2 separate regions of the Homo sapiens genome follow, and region 1 is linked to region 2. Evidence: chromatin loops called from intact Hi-C (ENCODE). Cell type or tissue: heart left ventricle. All regions are shown on one strand. Each heading gives the region's core, and the rest is flanking DNA. Links, peaks and the distances in the headings are about the cores only. Region 1 holds the start of LOC105374027 (a long non-coding RNA gene). Region 2 has its middle 360 kb from the start of CBLB.

The links. Hi-C counts contacts between places; a loop is a spot of excess contacts. Peaks named below come from ENCODE experiments on the same cell type or tissue, not always from the same donor. Only the 100,000 strongest peaks of a DNase experiment are listed, where the experiment ranks them.
Region 1: a loop joins it to region 2, with 2.3 times the contacts of the local background. A loop is called at or near these places in 2 of 110 quality-filtered maps.

What each region holds. Positions count from the first base shown.
Region 1 is chr3:106,170,343-106,181,009 of GRCh38, reverse strand. It overlaps LOC105374027 (a long non-coding RNA gene), which reads right to left and starts at 4,163. Exons shown (of 3, transcript XR_924311.3): 1 at 4,001-4,163; 2 at 2,462-2,509. RefSeq lists an enhancer at 3,879-3,978. In heart left ventricle, for the core only: no CTCF peak of the experiment used is centred there; no DNase peak of the experiment used is centred there; H3K4me3 peaks cover 270 bases.
Region 2 is chr3:106,220,431-106,231,097 of GRCh38, reverse strand. No RefSeq gene overlaps it. Among named protein-coding and RNA genes, the nearest start is that of CBLB, 360 kb to the right of the region's middle. In heart left ventricle, for the core only: no CTCF peak of the experiment used is centred there; no DNase peak of the experiment used is centred there.

The DNA of each region.
Region 1 (10,667 bases), core at 1,862-9,861, 51 kb after region 2:
TGGATTTTTTAATCAGTTAAATAACTCCACTGTGCAGCCAGTTTTAAGGTGCTTTCTTAGAAGGTTTATCCATCTTTCATGTTTCAACTCAATTCTATAGTCTTCCCTTATCTTCTTGACCCTATATCATATTGAGGCTGAAAGTGTTGCATTTATTTACTGCATTCTTAATGATGTATCTTGTAAATGCTGGATGTATTTGTATACATTATTAAGAACAGTAGATTTGACTACATGTGCAGATTTCAAGGAAATTCAAGCACGGTATCTGACAAGAAGTCTCTCACAGCAACACAAACTTTGTCTCCCCCACTTCTCAAACTTTCCTCCTGAACATAGAAGCCTATTTATTCTTTTTTCTCAACCTTTTTATAAAAAGTGATTTTATCTAGTTTTTCCATTTGCAACCCAAATACTCTCCATCCCTAAATTTACTTTCCTTCTGGGAAGTGAAATAATTTTAATATGTGCAGAATTGCCTAAATGCAGTTAGATACATCTGCATTAGTCTAACCAAATATGCATTAATTTTGTTTTGCACAGTGGTTTGTGATTACCTGAAATTTCCCAAAGGTGTTTTTCCAGATAAACTATTAGCTCTTATTTCTGGATCTGCCTACCATGGCTCACAGGTAGAAAACCCAGGCTATTATTGTACCCCTAGTTCACAGGCGTATCTCCAGACGCAAAGGATTACAACAAAAAATTGTGAACCTTCAGCTCAAGGGAGGCAGATGTGTACTAGAGTCAAGACTCAGAAAATAATATGAAGCTTCTTTTATTCCTTTAGGAAAAAGGATAAAAGAAAAAGGGGTAATTAAGTCTCTTTACATCCACCACACTCAGCAGCAAATGACTTCTTGTTTAATAGAGTTAACAATGAGAAAATTTATTTCCCTTTGAATAATTGCCTTTACTTAATTACAGTTAATCAAAACCTACAGGAGTAAAAATGCTAGAGAATTGTGCTGCCACTTTGTTGCTTTTCACAGAAGGTTTGTATAGAAGAAATAGATAAAGGAAACAAATATGTGGATTTTAGATAACTTCCCCTAATTAGAATAAAGACTCATCCTAATACAAGGGAAAATGCAGTTTGCTTTCCTATTAATATAACCAAGTTTCATGGCTTTGAGACCTCTGATCTGCTTGGATTACATTATAGCTGTCATCTGCAATCTGTATTTCTTAATAATAGAATTTGCTCACTTCCTTAAGTTAAATTGTTTTGGGGGAAACATTTAAGAAGCAATGCCTTCACTTGGGAAGCATAAGGTTTAAGTCACACAAACTGAAGGTAATTATTTTGCTAAGTTAATTAGGAATGTTTATGTATTTGATAAAATACAAATACAATTAGAAGACAAATAGATTACAGCATGAGGCTTAAGGACCATGGACTGATGTCAAAGTATATAGGACATCATTATTTAGATATCTGTAAGGTACCTTAATCCCAATATGTACAAAACTGGACCCAGCATCTTCCTTCACTCTCAACCCTGTTTGGTTCATTTTGAAAAAAAAAAATGAGGAACATAGAGAATAAGAAACCAGAGTCATCCTAAACAAGTCTTCTTCCCTTCCCATCTTTCCATATGTAATTCATCACCAATGTCTGTTCATAAAAAATTCAGACACATCTCTCCACTCTGTTCTCCTATCTACACCTCCATCCTCACTACCACCTGAAACAGGTTACAAGTACCCCTAGGACTGGACTGCTGTAAATGGCTCATAAGTGATCGACCCACTGTCATCCATCCTTATCCCTGCTCATGCATTTGCCCCACTACACCTAGAAAAATCTTTGCAATCTTTTCCACACAAATCTGATTGTGTTACTCCTGTCCTTTTCTGATTCCCTATCCTCCCTCAGCTTTGAAATCCTTTAATTTTCCTCCTAACATCTCACAATCTCCTCCCCGTCCCTAGTCCTGGCCTGACCTTGTTTACCATGTTTACCCATGAGCACACCCCAGCTCAGTGTGCTCCTTGGCTTCTTCCCTCAGCATCACCATCACCCAGCCAGGATATTCAGAGGACCGAACCCTCTTTCCTCCCCTTTAGTCCCAATTTACTCCTATTCATCCTACAGACTTCAGATCATTTCCCTTTCCCAATCTTCCTGCATGCATTAATTTTCCTATTATGCTACCTCAGAGTACCATATACTTTAGCACTTAAAACAATTGCAGCTTTACAATTATTGCTTATTAGTTACTGTCTCCCCCAATAAACTGCATTTGTTTGCCATTATATCTTTAGTGCCTTCTACAACTCTAGGTCACTTAAGCATTTAATAAATAAATATTAATTTAATGAATTAATGAATTAAACGGCTTGATTCCCATAGAATATGACACATTTTGAAAATCCCACAACAATTAGGGCATACCTAAATCTTGTATGTTTCAGTAAATGCTATTGAAAAAATATCATATTGACAGGCAACTCCTACCTGGATTACGGTAACCTGTCACTTCTTGTCTAATAGGAAACTGTGGTTCTGGGGAGGAGAAAAAAAACACATAATTATAAAACATGATATAATGCCAAATGGGTTACAATCCAAAAGGCTCTGAGCTTAATATAATACCTAAATTCCAGTGTCAGCCAAACTAATTTCCAAGCATATATCTTATAGTTGAAACAAAATGCTTAACACTTGACCCTAAGTATGTATAAAATCTGTGATGGTTAATATTCAGTGTCAACTTGATTAGATTGAAGGATGAAAAGAACTGTTCCTGGGTGTGTCTGTGACGGTGTTGCCAAAGGAGATTAACATTTGTGTCAGTGGACTGGGAGAGGCACACTCACCCTCAGTATGGGTGGGCACCATCTAATCAGCTGCCAGTGCAGCCAGAATAAAGGAGACAGGAGAAGATGGAAGAACAGACTTGCCGAGTCGTCCGGCCTTCATCTTTCTCCTGTGCTGGATACCTCCTGCCCTCGAACATCAGACTCCAAGTTCTCCAGCTTTTGGACTCTTGGACTTACACCAGCTGCTTGCCAGGGGCTCTCAGGCCTTTCACCAGAGACTTAAAGGCTGCACTGTCGGCTTCCTGGCTTTTGAGATTTGGGGACTTGGACTGATCCACCACTGGGCTTCCTTGCTCCTCAACATGCAGATGGCCTATCGTGGGCATTTACCTTGTGATTGTCTGAGTCAATTCTCCTTAATAAACTCCATTTCATATATACATATATTCTATTAGGTCTGTCCTTCTAGAGAACCATAATACAAAATCCTTCTAGAGAAAAACGTCTCCTTGAGGGTCAATGGCATACTTTTCTAACTAAATTTGTCTTTTATAGATGCCAAACTCTTATTGGAACATAAACTTTGAGACTATTTTTAGAAATAAAGATTTTTAAACATCCATATTCTAGGACTTTGGAGGTTTTCCATTTTGTCAGCCATTTTTAGACTCTTTAGCACTCAATGCTATGCCTGTGTTCCTGGAGTAGTAGTATAGGAATCACAGATCCTGAGTTTTTGTTTTTATTTCCTCTACTGGTCTATCTATTTATATAACATGCATAATTTGGTAGAAGTTATTTTCATATGTCCACACTTCAGTTGCCTCATCAATAACATGGAGATAAAATGTCTATTTAATCCTTAATAGGAGGATCAAATTAAATGCTGTGTGCAAAATACCTATAAGGTTGTGAGATACACACTGGGTTTCCAATTAATGTTAGTTCTTGTCCTCTTATTTTTCTTTCTCATTTGTTTCATCATTTTGACCACTCAGGGTCTTTTAAAATGTGGAGATCTATACACTAATTTGTATACATTCAATTTCAAACTACGTTTCATCTCATCTCTTCAAAAGATGGATATAAAAATCTCTCCCTAGAGAAGTGAAATGACTCTTTTATTCTGATAAGTGCATTTGTTTATAGAAAGCTGCCAGTGAAGAGCACACATGAAAACAGAAAGACAAGAGGACCTTTAAAAAACGAAGAGGAAGGAACCCATGTAACTCACGTCATTTTCAGATTGAAGTCCTCTGACATGTGGTTTGCCTGAAGGAAATAATAAGTGATACCAAAGAATGTAACATAACCTCTTCTAAACATCTAAGACCTTCTCTCAAGGACCACCTTCGGGTGGAAATCTGAGTCACACACCCTGCTTTTCTGGAAAGAGTGATTTTGAAACCAACAGCTAACTTCCTCCAGTCAGTTAAGGGAGGTGCCCCTTTAACCATGTAATGTATGATAGCAAGAACAGTTGTTTTCTTTTTCTTTCTAGTAGCACAGACTTTTTTTTAAAAACACACTTAAAAATTATTTAAACCTCCTTGCTCAATAACTTTTGCAAATCGCAGTGAGAATTTAAGGGCTCAGACCCATAAATAAGATGTATTTCTTTTGGATGTTTTATCTCAGCCTTTCAAATCACATTTCTATGATTAGTCCTAAAATATTTTAACATTGAAGTATTCTCTATGTTGTTCCCTTTGTAAGCAATCGACCAACCAACCAACCAGACAAAAACTTAGCTTGCAAGTAGAAGTATGGCTTTGAAAACAAATCCAATATAGTGACTGAATAAAACCTCTTTTGGAATATGAATTGAATCACTGACATTTAGCAGAAGCATCCAGCTAAGTCTTAGCCTGAGGTGATAAATAGTGTCTCTCAAAATGAAATTCTCTGGCTTAGGTCCCATTACAAATAAAGATACAACTTTCTGCATATAATGACTTCATTCCAAGGAATTGATACTTGCACAAGGAGATGGTTTTATTATTGCCATGTATTATACTATATCACCCAAAACCATTACTTAGGAGTTAAGAATATAGATTTGGGCTGGGCACGGTGGCTCATGCCTGTAATCCCAGCACTTTGGGAGGCCAAGGAGGGTGGATCTTGTGAGGTCAGGAGTTTGAGACCAGCCTGGTCAACATGGTGAAACCTCATCTATACTAAAAATACAAAAATTAGCCGGGCATGGTGGTGTGCGCCTGTAATCCCAGCTACTCAGGAGGCTGAGGCAGGAGAATCGCTTAAACGTGGGAGGCAGAGGTTGCAGTGAGCTGAGATCACGCCATTGCACTCCAGCCTGGGTGACAGAGGGAGACTTTATCTAAAAAAAAAAAAAAAAGAAAGAATATAGATTCAAAATTCAGTTTTCCTGAGTTGAAACTGGCTCCATCACTTCTTAACTGTGAGATCCTGGATAAGTTATATAACCTCTCTCTGCTTTGATTTCTCTCATTTGCAAAATGTTGATAATAAAGATATCTTGTAAGATTGTTATAAATTTATGTGACAAAGCATACATTTGTATATCAGTTATACATGTTGCCTACAGTTTCATTATAAAGTCTAGAAATATGAGTATTTACCATATAAAGCCAACATATTAAGTAATCAATTTAATGCTTGTACTTGACAAGCTAGAAAGTGGTCACCTGGGGATGCCCACAGGATGGGAACCACCCCATTATGCTAGAGTGCTAGGGGACTAGTTGGACAATAAATTCCCAAACTGCATTGCCTTTTATGGCAGTGTGGAATGGAGTACACACTTAACAGATTTAAACCCCTTCTGTCACTTCTAGGGAATGCTGAAGGTACAAGTTGCTTCAGAATAAATCTGAGACACATTCATCCCAGGCAATGCATCACAGATGCATGAGCAGGGACTCGTGAAAACAAAAGCACTGCCTTTGCTGCAATTTTGCACACCTTATCCATCTATGCATTGTTAATGAGGGACAACCTGTGGAACATACCATGTAGATCATTGAGCAAATTATAATGAAAACCAAAGTTACTATGTAAACTGCCTAACTTTTCAGATCTCTGGATGCCCAGCATTATGTAAATGGTAGGCATGTTAGTACTAAAGGTAATTTATTGTGCTCTTGCCCATCCTCAACAGTAATCCAAGGGATTTTCCCTTGACTACACATTTAGAAAAAGGCAGGTATTGTGAAGAGGGTTCTTCTCCTAGGCTTATTCCAAAAGTATAATAGGTGGAGTAGATAATAAGCTACTAAAAAGGTGAGACTGGGAAAGTACTTCATTTCTGTGAGTTTACATGGAGGGATCTTAAAGTCTTCAATTATCATGTAAATGTGTTAATTTCCAAGGCAAGAACCAGTTGAAAGTCAAGTAATTTTCATGGTGAGGAGAAAGTAGAGCTTCAGATTACGGGACACAGCCCCAAGAAGGTCAGACTAAGATCTTTTTAAAATTTTGTCCAAAATAAAATTCTGGTAAATTTTGTCCAAAATAAAATTCTGGTAAAAGCAGAATTTGCATCAATATCAATTTGCAAAAGTCTTTGCTGTTTCCGTTACCACTTTCTGCTTCTGGAGATATTTGGTATCTTCTATCATGTGCCAGGGATCATGATAGGTGAACAGTTGTCAGATTTACCAAGTAAAAATATAGGATGCCTAGTTAAATTTGAATTTCTCATAAACAATGAGTCATTGTTTAGTATAAGTATGTCCTATGCAATACTTGGAACATATATGTAGGAAATTATTTATTTTTCATCATTAAAATTATATTTATATGAATTTATTTAGTTTTTCATCAGTAATCTAAAATTTAAATAGAGTTGCCAGATGAATAACAGTGCACTCAGTTAAGTTAGAACTTCAAATAAACAATGAATAATTGCTTAGTGTAAGGATGTCCCATGCAATAGTTGGGACAAACTTACATGAAATAAATTATTTGTTGTTTCTTTTGTCATTATTCTGAAATTCAAATTTAATTAGCTCTACCATTGTGCATCTGGCAACTCCATGCTAAATTCAAGTTAAGTGGCTACTAAGCAATCACCTTTGAATTCTAACACAAGTTTCCTTCATTTCAGAGTCTGCACTGGTAGGACTGCAGGTTCAGACTTTTCTGCAAGGTGTGCAAGGGGCACTAAAATGGAAGAAGAATGAGTCTCAGGACAAAATCTACCTACTTCACTATTTTAATTAGCGCTCTGGTCATGCACTCCAAGCTTTCTCCTTCTTTTAATTCAACATTACTTTTTGCTTTACTTAATCCGCAAGTTTGCTTAAATAGTAAATAAAGAGCAAATGCTTCTACTCTTATAAACCCAAAAATATCAAGCCGATTTTCTTCACACAAAACTTAGAGTGCACACTCTGAAAATAATCTGATAAATGGACAAAATATTTAAATTATAATGATCAGGAAAATCAGGGATGAAGTGTCACTTGACCCACAGCTCCAATTCCTTTGTAAGCACACAATAAAGTATGTTATTTCACATGGCTATGTGGTATTATTTTTCTTATGTTAATGTTGCTCACTAGGATTACATAATTTCTCATTTGTGTTTAGTGGTTTGTGTCTTCCACTCATCAGTACCAGAACCCCTAAATTAGATTAAAATATTCTCTATAGAGAGAGTTTTACAAACTACCTGAGAATCCTCATAACAACAAAAAAACCTTCAATTTCAATTCATTTCAAAAATATTTTAATTAGCTACCATAAACTAATTCAGATAATAGACATAGACCACTGAAGTTAAGGGAACTCTAAACCAGAGCCTCGTGTAATGACCCCTCTTTTTGCATAATAAACCCAAAGTACACATTCGGAGGTTTTTGCTTGTTTTTCCCTGAATGGAGATTTTTTTGTACATATCCATCTTTGTTACTTGACATATTTTTAAGCTACTACAACTTCAAATATGCAGCAAAAGCACTCTCATAACAAATGACCTACGTTGGTGAGGATGTTAAATCTGAGCCGCTGCAAGAAATACTGTCATACTAACTGACACACTCTATCTTTAGTAAGAAATATATATTTAATTATATAAATTAAATAGAGCAGGTATCAAAGTAACCCCTGAAATAGACACTGATTAATAAATAGTTTTTATAAAAATAGTGTTCATACCTTATACCATTGTTCTCAGTATTAATATATAAAAGGAACTACCAAAAACTTTGAGGTTTTTGCTGTGGTTTTTTTTTTTTTTTTTTTTTGCAAGTGCAGATTGACTCATTAACAGGCCGAGAAAACCATTTAAAATGGAAAATATGAGTATGCATTGCACATACAATGGTTAAATATTATTTTATGCTCTTTAAACCTGTGGGTCAGAGTCCCCATATTTGACAGCAATTGTACTAGAGTGCTTGGCAAAAAACCCAGAGTACTCTTGCATAAATGTCCTCTTACAATGTTATTTAAAGGGAAATTATAGCCCTATGTCTTAGTCAGCTTGGGCTGCTATAAGAAAGTACCACAGGCTAGGTGGCTTATAAGCAATGGAAAGCATCTCAAGGTCTTTAAGGAGGGTCTTTAAAAGGAGGGTCTCTAAAAGGTCTTATAATGATGACTGTCTCAATCTCACAGACCATGAGATCTTTTTAAAGATGAAATTCATTCTCCTAATACTAATATCATACCCATTTCTAGAACTGCAGAATTACCAGATTTTGTTACTATTCACTATCTGCCTCTAGGCTATCTTCCAACCCAAGCCTCTCTGCAGTTTTTAATCTCCTATAAGATGCATTTCTTTCTCAATGTCTTTCTCTCAATATCTCTCACACATGCGCTCTCGCTCTCGCTCTCTCTCTCTCTCTCTCCCTCCCTCCTTGCCTCTCATATTTATGTTATATGAATGCTTAAAGTATAGTGGCTTATGTCATTTGGTTGTTTCAAAGAATCCCTAAGGAGGAAGAGAACGATGGAAAGAACTCAAACTCATCCCATTGAATGCTTACCAAATGCTAAGCACATTTACAGATGTTATCAAGTATAATCCTTATGGTACATTTGTGAAGAAAGATGTAATTGTCTGTCTATTGTGAATGATCATGCTTAGGCCCAGAGTGGTAAACTGGGTTGGAGAGATATTGTCCTCACCACTTTATAGGCAGACCAACTGAAATTTATAAACGAAGGCCACTGGCACAAATCACAAAGAACAGTGGAAGCAGGCCCTGACTTCTAGTTTAGTGCTTGCTCTTTTCCCCTATCCCCCCACTGACTGAATGCTTGTTCATGTACTATTTGTACTTCTTTGGAGAAATGGCTTGAGGGTTCAGCAGACTGAATATATTATGAATATTTTCATCCGACGCAGTGGCTTCCAAGAATGCTTTTGCTGCATATCTGAAGTTATAGCAGCTTTAAAAAAATAAGAGTGATATGTATTGTTTTTCTTCTCTAACAACAGCAATAGTAACAATAATAATAGACTTCTCGTTTGTGGTGTGTGTGTGTGTGTGTGTGTGTGTGTGTGTGCGCGCGCGCGCGTGCATATATGTGGTTTTTTTCTCATTTTGACTAATGCAGGAGGCTGGATAATAAAGCTCTGAGTATTTGAGCTGCTCCTGTAACAACAACAAAAATGGATTCGTCCCATCATTATTCCTAAAGTGCTAAGTTTTGATATTATAAATTATTCCATTCTCCACAATATTCAACTTCTAATTGAGTCTGAAGTGGATGAGACTGACGGATTCTAAGATTTGAGTAAAGGATGCTGCATGCTGCTGTGATGAGGAGAGTAAAAAGCACTTAAAATAAATGATCTGCCTAAGGGATTCACATTTATGATTGATTATTCATCTCTGGAAGGCTTGCTACAAGTAGGAAATTTTCTGCATTAAATCTTATATTCTAGAACATGATCCAAGCATCCTTACATACAACCTGAACATTATAACCTTAAAGAGATTTTAACTCTTCATTTTATGCAGCTCTGCTGCTGCATTTGACACTGTTGATGATCTGTTCTCAAAACTCTTTCTTTTCCAGGTTTCTGACACTTAGTTTTTATAGTACGTCTACTTGCCTTTTTGACAAGTTCTCCTTAATTGAATCTTCTTCCTTCAATCTTCTAACTCTGGTTGTACTGAAGGCCTAGTCCTTGCCCCTCTGCTTGCTTTATTTTCACAATCTTTCTTTGGCAGTTTTCTCACAACTTTTATCTGAATTACTTCTGACAGCAATAGTGAATTAGTGCAGATTTATCCCATCCTGTGTTTAATCTTAAAAATGTTTGTAGACTTTATTTTCTATTTCATAACACTTCACTGTATGAGGGCATAACAATTTGTCTTAATTGCAAAAATTTTAAAACAGTTTTTTCATATCTTGGAATGTGCTCTCAAAAGCTATGTCATTATATCTTATGGCTTTATGTACTGCCTGGCCTCCTGCCTTGGAGCAGAAGTACAATCTGAGAAAAACTGCCTTAAACTATATTTCTCTCCAACCCAGACATACATCCTAAATCTGTGCAAAATGCGGTCTAGTAGGGTTTTATTTAGCAATTCTGACAACCTGAAAATCAACATGTTCCAGACTGACCATCTCCTCTCTGGAAATATCATGATATTCTCTGCAAAATGATTAAAGTTTTCAGTATCATTTTCAACTTCTCCTTTAATTGGGGTATACAATAATTACATCTTTTTATTGTGTTCCGCTTCTCTTCCTTAGTCCTTCATAGTGTAGCATCTTCTATAATACACACAGGAATTTTCACCTTTTTGGAAGTCACAGACTTATTCAATAATCAAAAGCTTATGTATCCATCCCCAGAAGAACTTTATTATGCATACATTGTTTTATGGGGATTCATACTCTCTACCCTATAAAATGATGTGTAGCTAACTTCTTTTCCTCCAACACCTCCT
Region 2 (10,667 bases), core at 1,263-9,262:
AGAAGATGGGAAAGGTTAAAAAAAAAATTTATCACATCTTAATGTCCAAATAGGAGTTCCAGAGAAGAGAGAATCAAAAAAGAGAAAATTATCAAAAGAAGACATCAGGAAAATTTCCCAGAATTGTTTAGCATGTGCTCTGATTGAAAGCATACAGCAAGTTCCTACACAATGAGTGAACACCAATGACAAAGAGAAGATTTAAAAAGCTTTTACACTGGCAACCAAAATGGAATTTATATAAAAATGTGACAATTTGAACAAAGTTAACTTCACAACGGTAATACCAGAAGTGAGAAGATATTGCTATGATTACTTCAAAATTTTGAGGAGAAAATGATTTTCAGCTTGGAATTCTAATCTCAGCCAAATCGTCAGTTAAGTGTAGATAAAATATTTTCTGACACATAAGCTTTTTTAAAAAGACAAACAAAAAAACTTTCCAGATATTTTTTCTCAGGAAGTTAGTGGCAGACTTGCTATATCAAAACTAGGGCATAAAGAAACAAAAAAGAAAGACATTTAATTCAGGAAATGAAGTGAAGTGATCCACAGAAGATAGCATCAGGCAAACAGAAGTCACTTAGTCCAGGTTAAAGCAGTCACAGGGATCTAGAAGATATTTCTTCAAACAGAAGAAACTATTAAAATATCTAATGTATGTAACTATTTTGAGAGAATATTTAAACAAATTGGAGGAGAGTTTCAGGCTGAATTAGCAACTACTACATTAAAAACTAAGGAAGCAAAACTATGACAAGTATTAAAGAACATACTGTGTTCCATGGTTTAGTTATAAATAATATTTCATAATCAATATTATATAAACACTAATACTGATCTACTCCCAAATTAACACACATCTATCTTCAAAGGATAGGAGGATTAGGAGTGTTTCTATGTGGTGGTGGGAGCAGTGATGGAAGTGGTAATGAAGGGTGAAAGATAGCTATTTCGTAAAGGAAGTAGTTTTCTGTTGTTGCATATGAAATTACCACACACCTGCCATTTTTGCATAACTTACCAAATTTCTCAACAAAAATACCATGACACCTATTTATTATTGTGTAGTTTCTGTCAGAAGTTAGAAACTAAGCTGGGACCTCTGCTCAGAGTCTCGCAAAGCTGCAATCAAGATATTCACTGTGATGCATTCTTATCTAAAGAATGAGAATGGAAGGATCCACTTCTAAGATCCCTCAAGTTGTTGACAGAATTCATGTTCTTGCAGCTACAGAATTCAAGACAACTTGATTTTTCAAATCCAGCATGCATGCACATAATACACACACACACACACACACACACACACGAAGAGAGAGAGAGAGAGAAGTGCTCCAGTCACTTGCTTCTAGACTTTCCTTTAAAAGGCCTTTCTGATTAGGCCAGGCCCACCTAGGACAATCTTCCTTTTGGATAACAAGGATCACTCAATAGGAGCGTTAATTACATCTGCAAAATCCCCTCACTTTTGCCATATAATGTAACAAACTCAAGGAGTGATGTTCCATAAACCTTGCCATATTCTGTTGGTTAGAAGCAAGTTCCACATCCCTCCCAACTCAAAAGGAAAGGGGACACACAAGGGTGTGGATGCTAGGGGTCAGGAATCATGAGTGCCATATAGGAATTCTGCTTCCCACAGTAAGTAATCGCTAAAACTATAAAATCAAAAAGCAATATAATTGTGTGGGTGTTTTAATATGGAGGCAATATCTAAAGAATCGGCTAAAATGTATGAAAGTAATTGTCACTATAGAGAAGTATGTAGAGCAAGGTTAATTAATTTTGTAATTATTTGGCTCTTTATGTGCAGGCATATGTTGTTTCATTTTAATTGGATTTTATTTTTATCAAATGATTGTAATGTGGTAATTGTATAGAAGATGCTTAAAATTTTCTCGAATAATAAAAAGGAATGAGAGCAAAAAAAAAAAAAAAAACCAAAAAAAAACAATGGGCTGGAAAGCAATTCCTTAGAAAAGATATGGGAGTTTTTGTTGACTGTGAGCTCCAAATAAGTCAATGATGAAATATTTTTGCTATTAAAAAATTAGACACAATCTCAGGCTTCCATTCATAGAAATATGAATAAATGGGAAAAATAATTGTCCTACATTATCCTTCACTGAAAATTCCATATTCGAAATTGTGTTCATTTCTAGGTGCCTAATTTAATTCTATTTTTCTATTACTGTAACATTGATGGTTTATTTTTCTTATGGAATCAATACATAGTCTCCATAAAAAACTTTAGAAAATAGTAAAAAAGGGAAAATATGCAAAGTTGATACTTGAAAACAAATATCACAAACATTTTGGTGCTGAACTTTTAAGCTTTTTTCTCCATATAGATATATGTATATTGTATATATATACTATATACATAGTTTGGATGCTGCTTTTTTAACTTAATAGCATATTTTATACTTCTATTTCTAGCCAAGATTAAAAAACATGGACCAAAGAAACCCTCATTTTTAAAACAACTAAAAACCAGCCAACATATATGAGACAACAGTTGGGATATTGGTATCAGTCAAGAAGAGACAGTGATCCATGAGAGATAGGAAACAAACATGCGAGCCCTGTGATTTACTGTCTTACTGGGTGGAGAGAAGTTCAAAGCCACAGAACAAGGAAGACGAACTCAGGCAGAACCTGGTGATTCTTTGAATGGAACTGAGGGTTCCAAGAATCAGAGAAGCCCAGGCAGCTGGGATTTTGGGGGCAGCATTTTAGAGAAGAGTTCTTGAGAAAAGAGAACTACATATAAAGAGAACTCTTGTGATTTTCAGAGGGAGTGCCCCTACAATATTCAGCTGAACTCAAAACTGTGAGCCACAGAAAGTTCTAGGACAAGATGGCTTTGTTTATAATGCTGTCAAACATTTAAGGAAAAAAGAATAATATAAACTCACTAAAATTTTTCTATTGCATAAAAAAATAGATACATGCCAATTTATATTAAGGGCCAGCATTATCATAATAAGAAAATAAAACTACAAACAAATTATGTCATAAACACAGATACAAATTTAACTTTGCAAACTTAAATCATGTTCAGAAAATATTGTATTCATTTATTTTTTTTAATTTCTAATAATTTCAACTTTTATTTTAGATTCAGGGAGTACACGGGTAGGTTTGTTATACAAATTATCCCATCATTCAGGTAATGAACATAGTACCCAATAGGTTGTTTTTTAGCCCTTACCCTCTTTGCCCACCCCCCAGTAGTTCTCAGTGTCTATTTTTCTCGTCTTTATGTCTATAGGTACCTAATGTCTAGTTGCCATTTATAAGTGATAACGTGGTGTTTGGTTTTCTGTTCCTATGTTAATTCGCATAGGATGATGGCCTCCAGCTGCATTCACATTGTGGCTGCAAAGGACATGATTTTGTGCTTTTTTAAGGCTGTGTAGTATTTCATGGTGTATAATTATCACGTTTTCTTTATTCAATCCCCCATTGATGGGCATCTGGGCTGATTTTCTGTCTTTGCTATTGTGAATAGTGCTGTGATGAATATGTGAATGCATGTGTATTTTGTAGAAAGATTTATTTTCTTTTGGGTATACCCAGTAATAGGACTGCTGGGTTGAATAATATTTCTGGTTTTAGTTCTTTAATAAATCTCTAAACTGCTCTGCACAGTGGCTGAACTTTACATTCCAGCCAACAGTATACTCCCACCAACAGTATACAAGCATTTCCTTTTCTCCGCAGCATTGCCAGCAACTCTTATTTACATTCCCACCAACAGTATATAAGCATTCTCTTTTTGTCATATTCTTGTCAGCACCTGTCATTTTTTGGTTTTTTTTTTTTTAATAATAGTCATTCTGACTGGTGTGAGACGGTATTTCACTGTGGTTTTGAACCGCATTTCTGATGATTAGTGATGTTGAGCATTTTTTCATGTTTGTTGATTACTTGTATGTCATCTTTGAAGAAGTGTTTATTAATGTCCTGTGCTCACTTTTTAATGGGGTCATTTTTTTTTAAGTATTGAATTAAGTTCCTTGTAGATTCTGGATATGAGACCTTTGTCAGATACAAAGTTTGCAAAGATTTTCTCTCATTCTTTGGGTTGTCTGTTTACTCTGTTGATAGTTTCTTTTGCTGTGCAGAATCTCTTTAGTTTAATTAGGTCCCACTTACTAATTTTTGGTTTTGTTGCTATTTTTTTGAGGACTTAGTCATAATTTTTTTGCCAAGGTCAATGTTCAGAAGGGTATTTCCTAGTTTTTTTTCTAGAACTTTTACAATTTGAGGTCTTTTCTTTAATTATTTAATCCATCTTGAGTTGATATTTGTACACAGTGAAAAGTAGGGGCCTGGTTTCATTCTTCTACATATGGCTTGCCAGTTATTCCAGTACTGTTTATTAAACAGAAAGTGTTTTCTCCTTTGCTTATTTTTGTTGACTTTGTTGAAGACCAGATTGGTTTCAGCTTACTTCTGGGTTCTCTATTCTGTTCCACTGGTCTATGTGTCTGTTTTTGTACCAGTACCATACTGTTTCGGTTATTATAGCCTTATAGTATAGTTTGAAGCCAGGTAATGTGATGTCTCCAGCTTTGTTCTTCTTATTTAGGATTCCTTTAGCTCTTGGACTCTTTTTTAGTTTTATCAAAAAGCATTTTGAAAGATAATACATCTTGACCAAGGCAATTAGCCAAGGAATACAAATGGTGTTTAACATTAAAAATAAATCAAAGTAATTTATCCTATTAATATTTTTTTAAAAAGGAAACCATATGGTATCTCAAGAGATATAGAAAAAAAATCTATGAACATTATCCAACATTCATTCTTGATAAAAGCACTCAGCAGACTAAGACTTAGAGATACTTGTTTTTGAACCAAATAAAGTACACCTATGAAAAACTACAGCTAAAATCATAATTAATAGTGAAAAATTAAATATTCTTCCCTGAAGATTAGAAACAAGATAAATATTTCTGCTTTCACCATTTCTATTCAACAGGATTAAGGTAGCTCCAGTTAGTGCAATACAGAAAATAAATAAATAAATAAATAAATAAATAAATAAATGGCATTCACGTTTGGAAAGAGGAGGTAAAACTATTTTTAAAAAGTTTTTTTCATGACCCTATTGTCAGTGTAGAAAGTCCTATTGAATTCACCATAAAAATCCTCAAAAAACCTACTATAAGTAATAAATGAATTTATTCAGGTTGTAGAATTCAGATCAATATACTAAAAATCAACATCTGTACACTTGTATATCTAAAGTAAGAAGACCTAAATTCACAAATCAGATGATGGGATATTGTTAAAATGTCCATTTTCCCCAAATTAATCTGTAGAGTCAATATAATCCCATTCAAAATCCCAGCAGGTATTTTGTTTTAAAAATTGACAAGCTTTTTCTAAAATTTATATGGAAATTTAAAGGACTCAGAGAAACCAAAACAAATTTGAAAAAGAAGCACAAAGTTGGAGGACTTCAAGCTTTTAGAATCTACAGCAGTCAAGCCAGGGCCAAGGTTAGATGAGGCAGGCAAGCTGCCTATGGCACAACATTTGAAGGAGGGTTCATCCATATGCTGGCACCTGCTCAAACCTGAGAGTGAATACCTCCTTAAATGTTGTGCCCTGGGCAGCCTATTGCCTCACTTTAATCTTGGCCCTCATCAAGTAGGTGTTGTATTGGCATCAAATCAACAACTAGGTAAAGGCCATGCAGTCATTGCATTGAAATACACAAATAGATTAATGGAACAGAAGAATGAGTTCAGTAATAATCCCACACACATTTGGTAAATTGATTCTCAGCAGAGGTGAAAAGGCAATTTAATGTAGAGTAGACATGTCTTCAAAAACAATATAAATACGATCAAAAAGCACATGAGAAGATACTCATCATTATTAACCTTCAGGGAAATGCAAGTTAACAAGGAGATCCTACTTCACACACACTAGGATGACTATAATCAAAGAGATGGATATAACAAGCATTGGTGAGGAAGTGAAAAAATTGGAACTATCATACATAGCTGTTAGAAATATCAAGTGGTGCAGCCAATGTGGAGAACATTTGGGCAGTTCTCAATAATTTCAACATGAACATTTTCAGAATAAGCAAATCTACAGAGACAGAAAGTAGATGGAAAGTTGTCTGTGTCTCAGGGTAAGAGGGTTTGGGGGAAAATCTGGAGTGACAGCTAATGGGTATATGGTATTTTGGGGAGGGAGCATACAAATGTTACAAAATAATTGTAGATATATGAGTTTGTTAGGGCTGCTGTAAAAATGTACCACATACTGGATGGCTTAAACAACAGAAAATTATTGTCTGATAATTCTGAAGGCCAGAACTCTTAGATCAATGTGTCAGTAGGGCTAGATCCTTCTGAAGTTCTCTGATGGAAAAATCTGTTCTAGGCCTCCATCCTTGGCTTGTTGAGGTCCATTTTTTCCCTTGGTCCCTTCATATCTTCTTCCATCTATGAATTTATCTGTGTTCAAATTTTCCCTTTTTGTAAGAACACCAGTTATATTGGATTAGGGCCCACTCTAATTACCTCACTTTAACTTGATTATCTTTGTAAAGACTATTTCCAAATAAGGGCACATTTGAGATACTGGAGGTTAAGAGTTCACCATTTGAATTTTGGAAGAAACAATTCGATCCCTAATAGTAGTGATGGTTGCACAGCTTTGATTATTTTAAAAACCATTGAAACATACACTTTATTTTTTTTAATTTTAATTTTATTTTAAGTTCCAGGTTACATGTGCAGGATGTGCAGGCTTGCTACATAGGTAAACAAGTGCCATGGTTTCCTGCACCTATCAACCTATCACCTAGGTATTAATCCCAGCATGCATTAGCTATTTATCCTGATGCTCTCCATCCCCCCACCCTACCACCCTACAGGCCCCAGTGTGTGTTGTTCCCTCCATGTGTCCATGTGTTCTCATTAAAACCATATATTTTAAATTGGTGAATTATATGGTACGTAACTCATATCTCAATACAGTTGTTATGTAAATAATAAAAATATAAAACAATTGTTAAAAAAATCTATCAGATAACTAATTCTTAAAAAGGCAAAAGTTTGGGGTGTGGGCACAGCTTCAGCAGAATTAAACGTTCCTGCCTGCCAGCTCTGAAGAGAGCAGCAGATCTAGCAGATCTCCCAGCACAGTGCTCAACCTCTGCTAAGGGACAGACTGCCTCCTCAAGTGGGTCCCTGACCCCCGTGCCTCCTGACAAGGAGACACCTCCCAGCAGAGGTCGACAGACACCTTATACAAAACAGCTCCAGCTGGCATCTGGCAGGTCCCCCTCTGGGACGAAGCTTCCAGAGGAAGGAGCAGGCAGCAATCTTTGCTATTCTGTAGCCTCCACTGGCGATATGCAGACAAACAGAGTCTGGGGTGGATCCCCAGCAAACTCCAGCAGACCTGCAGAAGAGAAGCCTGACAGTCAGAAGGAAAACTAACAAACAGGAAGGAATAGTATCAACATCAACAAAAAGGATGTCCACACAAAACCTCACCCAAAGGTCACCAACATCAAAGACCAAAGGTAGCTAAATCCACGGAGGTGAGGAAAAACCAGCGCAATAAGGCTGAAAATTCCAAAAACCAGAATGCCTCTTCTCCTCCAGAAGATCACAACTCCTCACCAACAAGGGAACAAAACAGGACAGAGAATGAGTTTGATGAATTGACAGAAGTAGGCTTCAGAAGGTGGGTGATAACAAACTCCACTGAGCTAAAGGAGCATGTTCTAACCCAATGCAAGGAAGCTAAGAACCTTGATAAAAGGTTAGAGGAATTGCTACCTAGAATTACCAGTTTAGAGAAGAACATAAATGACCTGATGGAGCTGAAAAACACAGCACAAGAACTTCGTGAAGCATACACAAGTATCCATAGCCGAATCAATCAAGCGGAAGAAAGGATATCAGAGTTTGAAGCTCAACTTAATCAAATAAAGCATGAAGACAAGATTAGAGCAAAAAAACATAAAAAGGAACGAACAAAGCCTCCAAGAAATATGAGACTACATGAAAAGAACAAACATATGTTTGATTGCTGTACCTGAAAGTGATGGGGAGAAAGGAACCAAGTTGGAAAACACACTTCAGGATATTATCCATGAGATCTTCCCCAACCTAGAAAGACAGGCCAACGTTCAAAGTCAGGAAATACAAAGAACACCACAAAGATATTCCTTTAGAAGAGCAACCCCAAGAGACATAATCATCAGATTCACCAAGGTGGAAATGAAGGAAAATTGTTATGGGCAGCCAGAGAGAAAGATCAGGTTAACCACAAAGGGAAGCCCATCAGACTAACAGCGGATCTCTCTCCAGAAACCCTACAAGCCAGAAGAGAGTGGGGGCCAATATTCAAAATCCTTGAAGAAAAGAATTTTCAACCCAGAATTTCATATTCAGCCAAACTAAGCTTCATAAGTGAAGAAGAAATACAAACAAGGAAATGCTGAGGGATTTTGGTACCACCAGACCTGCCTTACAAGAGCTCCTGAAGGAAGCACTAAATATGGAAAGGAAAAACCATTACCAGCCACTGCAAAAACAAACCAAAATGTAAATACCATCAACACTATGAAGAAACTGCATCAACTAATGGGCAAAATAACCAGATAGCATCATAATAACAGGAACAAATTGACACGTAACAATATTAACCTTAAATGTAAATGAGCTAAATGAGTTAAAAGGCACAGACTGGAAAATTGGATAGAGTCAAGACCCGTCAGTGTGCTGTATTCGGGAGACCCATCTCACCTGCAAAGACACACATAGGCTCAAAATAAAAGATGGAGGAAGATTTACCAAGCAAATGGAAGGCAAAAAAAATCAGGGGTTGCAATCCCAGTCACTGATAAAACAGATTTTAAACCAACAAAGATCACAAGAGACAAAGATGTGCAATACGTAATGGTAAAGGGATTGATGCAACAAGAAGAGCTAACTATCCTAAATATATATGCACCCAATAGAGGAGCACCCAGATTCAGAAAGCAAGTTCTTAGAGACTTACAAAGAGACTTAGACCCCCACACAATAACAGGAGGAGATTTTAACACATCACTGTCAATATTAGACAGATCAATGAGACAGAAAATTAACAAGGATATTCAGGATTTGAACTCAGCTCTGGACCAAGTGGACCTAGTAGACATCTACAGAACTCTCCACCCCAAATCAACAGAATATACATTCTTCTCAGTACTGCACTGCACTTGTTCTAAAATTGAACACATAATTGGATATAAAACACTCCTCAGCAAATGCAAAAGAATGGAAATCATAACAGTTTCTCAGACTACAGAGCAATCAAATTAGAACTCAGGATTAAGAAACTCACTCAAAACTGCACAACTACATGGAAGCTGAACAACCTGCTCCTGAATGACTACTGGGTAAATAACGAAATTAAGGCAGAAATAAATAAGTTCTTTGAAACCAATGAGAACAAAGACACAATGTACCAGAATCCCTGGGACACAGCTAAAGCAGTGTTTAGAGGGAAATTAATAGCACCAAATGCCCACAGGAGAAAGCGAGAAAGATCTAAAATCAACACCCTAACAATTAAAAGAACTAGAGAAGCAAGAACAAACAAATTCAAAAGCTAACAGAAGACAGGAAATGACTAAGATCAGAGCAGAACTGATGGAAATAGAGTCATGAAAAACCCTTCAAAAAAATCAATGAATACACGAGGTGGTTTTTTGAAAAGATTAACAAAATAGATAGACCCCTATCCAGACTAATAAAGAAAAGAGAGAAGAATCAAATAGATGCAATAAAAAATGATAAAGGGGATATCACCACTGATCCCACAGCAATACAAACTATCATCAGTGAATAGTATAAACACCTCTACACAAATAAACTAGAAAATCTACAAGAAATGGATAAATTTCTGGACACATACACCCTCCCGAGACTAAACCAGGAAGAAGTCAAATCCCTGAATAGACCAATAACAAGTTCTGAAATTGAGGCAGTAAGTAATAGCCTATCAACCAAAAAAAAAAAGCCCAGGATGTGACAGACTCACAGCCGAATTCTACCACAGGTACAAAGAGGAGCTGGTACCATTCCTTCTGAAACTATTCCAAACAATAGAAAAAGAGGGACTCCTCCCTAACTCATTTTATGAGGCCAGCATCATCTTGATACAAAAACCTGGCAGAGACACACACACAAAAAAATTTCAGGCCAATATCCCTGATGAACATTGATGTGAAAATCCTCAATATAATACTGGCAAAGTGAATCCAGCAGCACATCAAAAAGCTTATTCACCACGATCAAGTGGGCTTCATCCCTGGGATGCAAGGCTGGTTCAACATACGCAAATCAGTAAACATAATCCATCACATAAACAGAACCAATGACAAAAACAACATGATTATCTCAATAGAGGTAGCAAAGGCCAAAGGCCTTCAATAAAATTCAACACCCTTTCATGCTAAAAACACTCAATCAACTAGGTATTGAAGGAACATATCTCAAAATAACAAGAGCTATTTATGACAAACCCACAGCCAATATCATACTGAATGGCCAAAAGCTGGAAGCATTCCCTTTGAAAACTGGCACAAGACAAGGATGCCCTCTCTCACCACTCCTATTCAACATAGTATT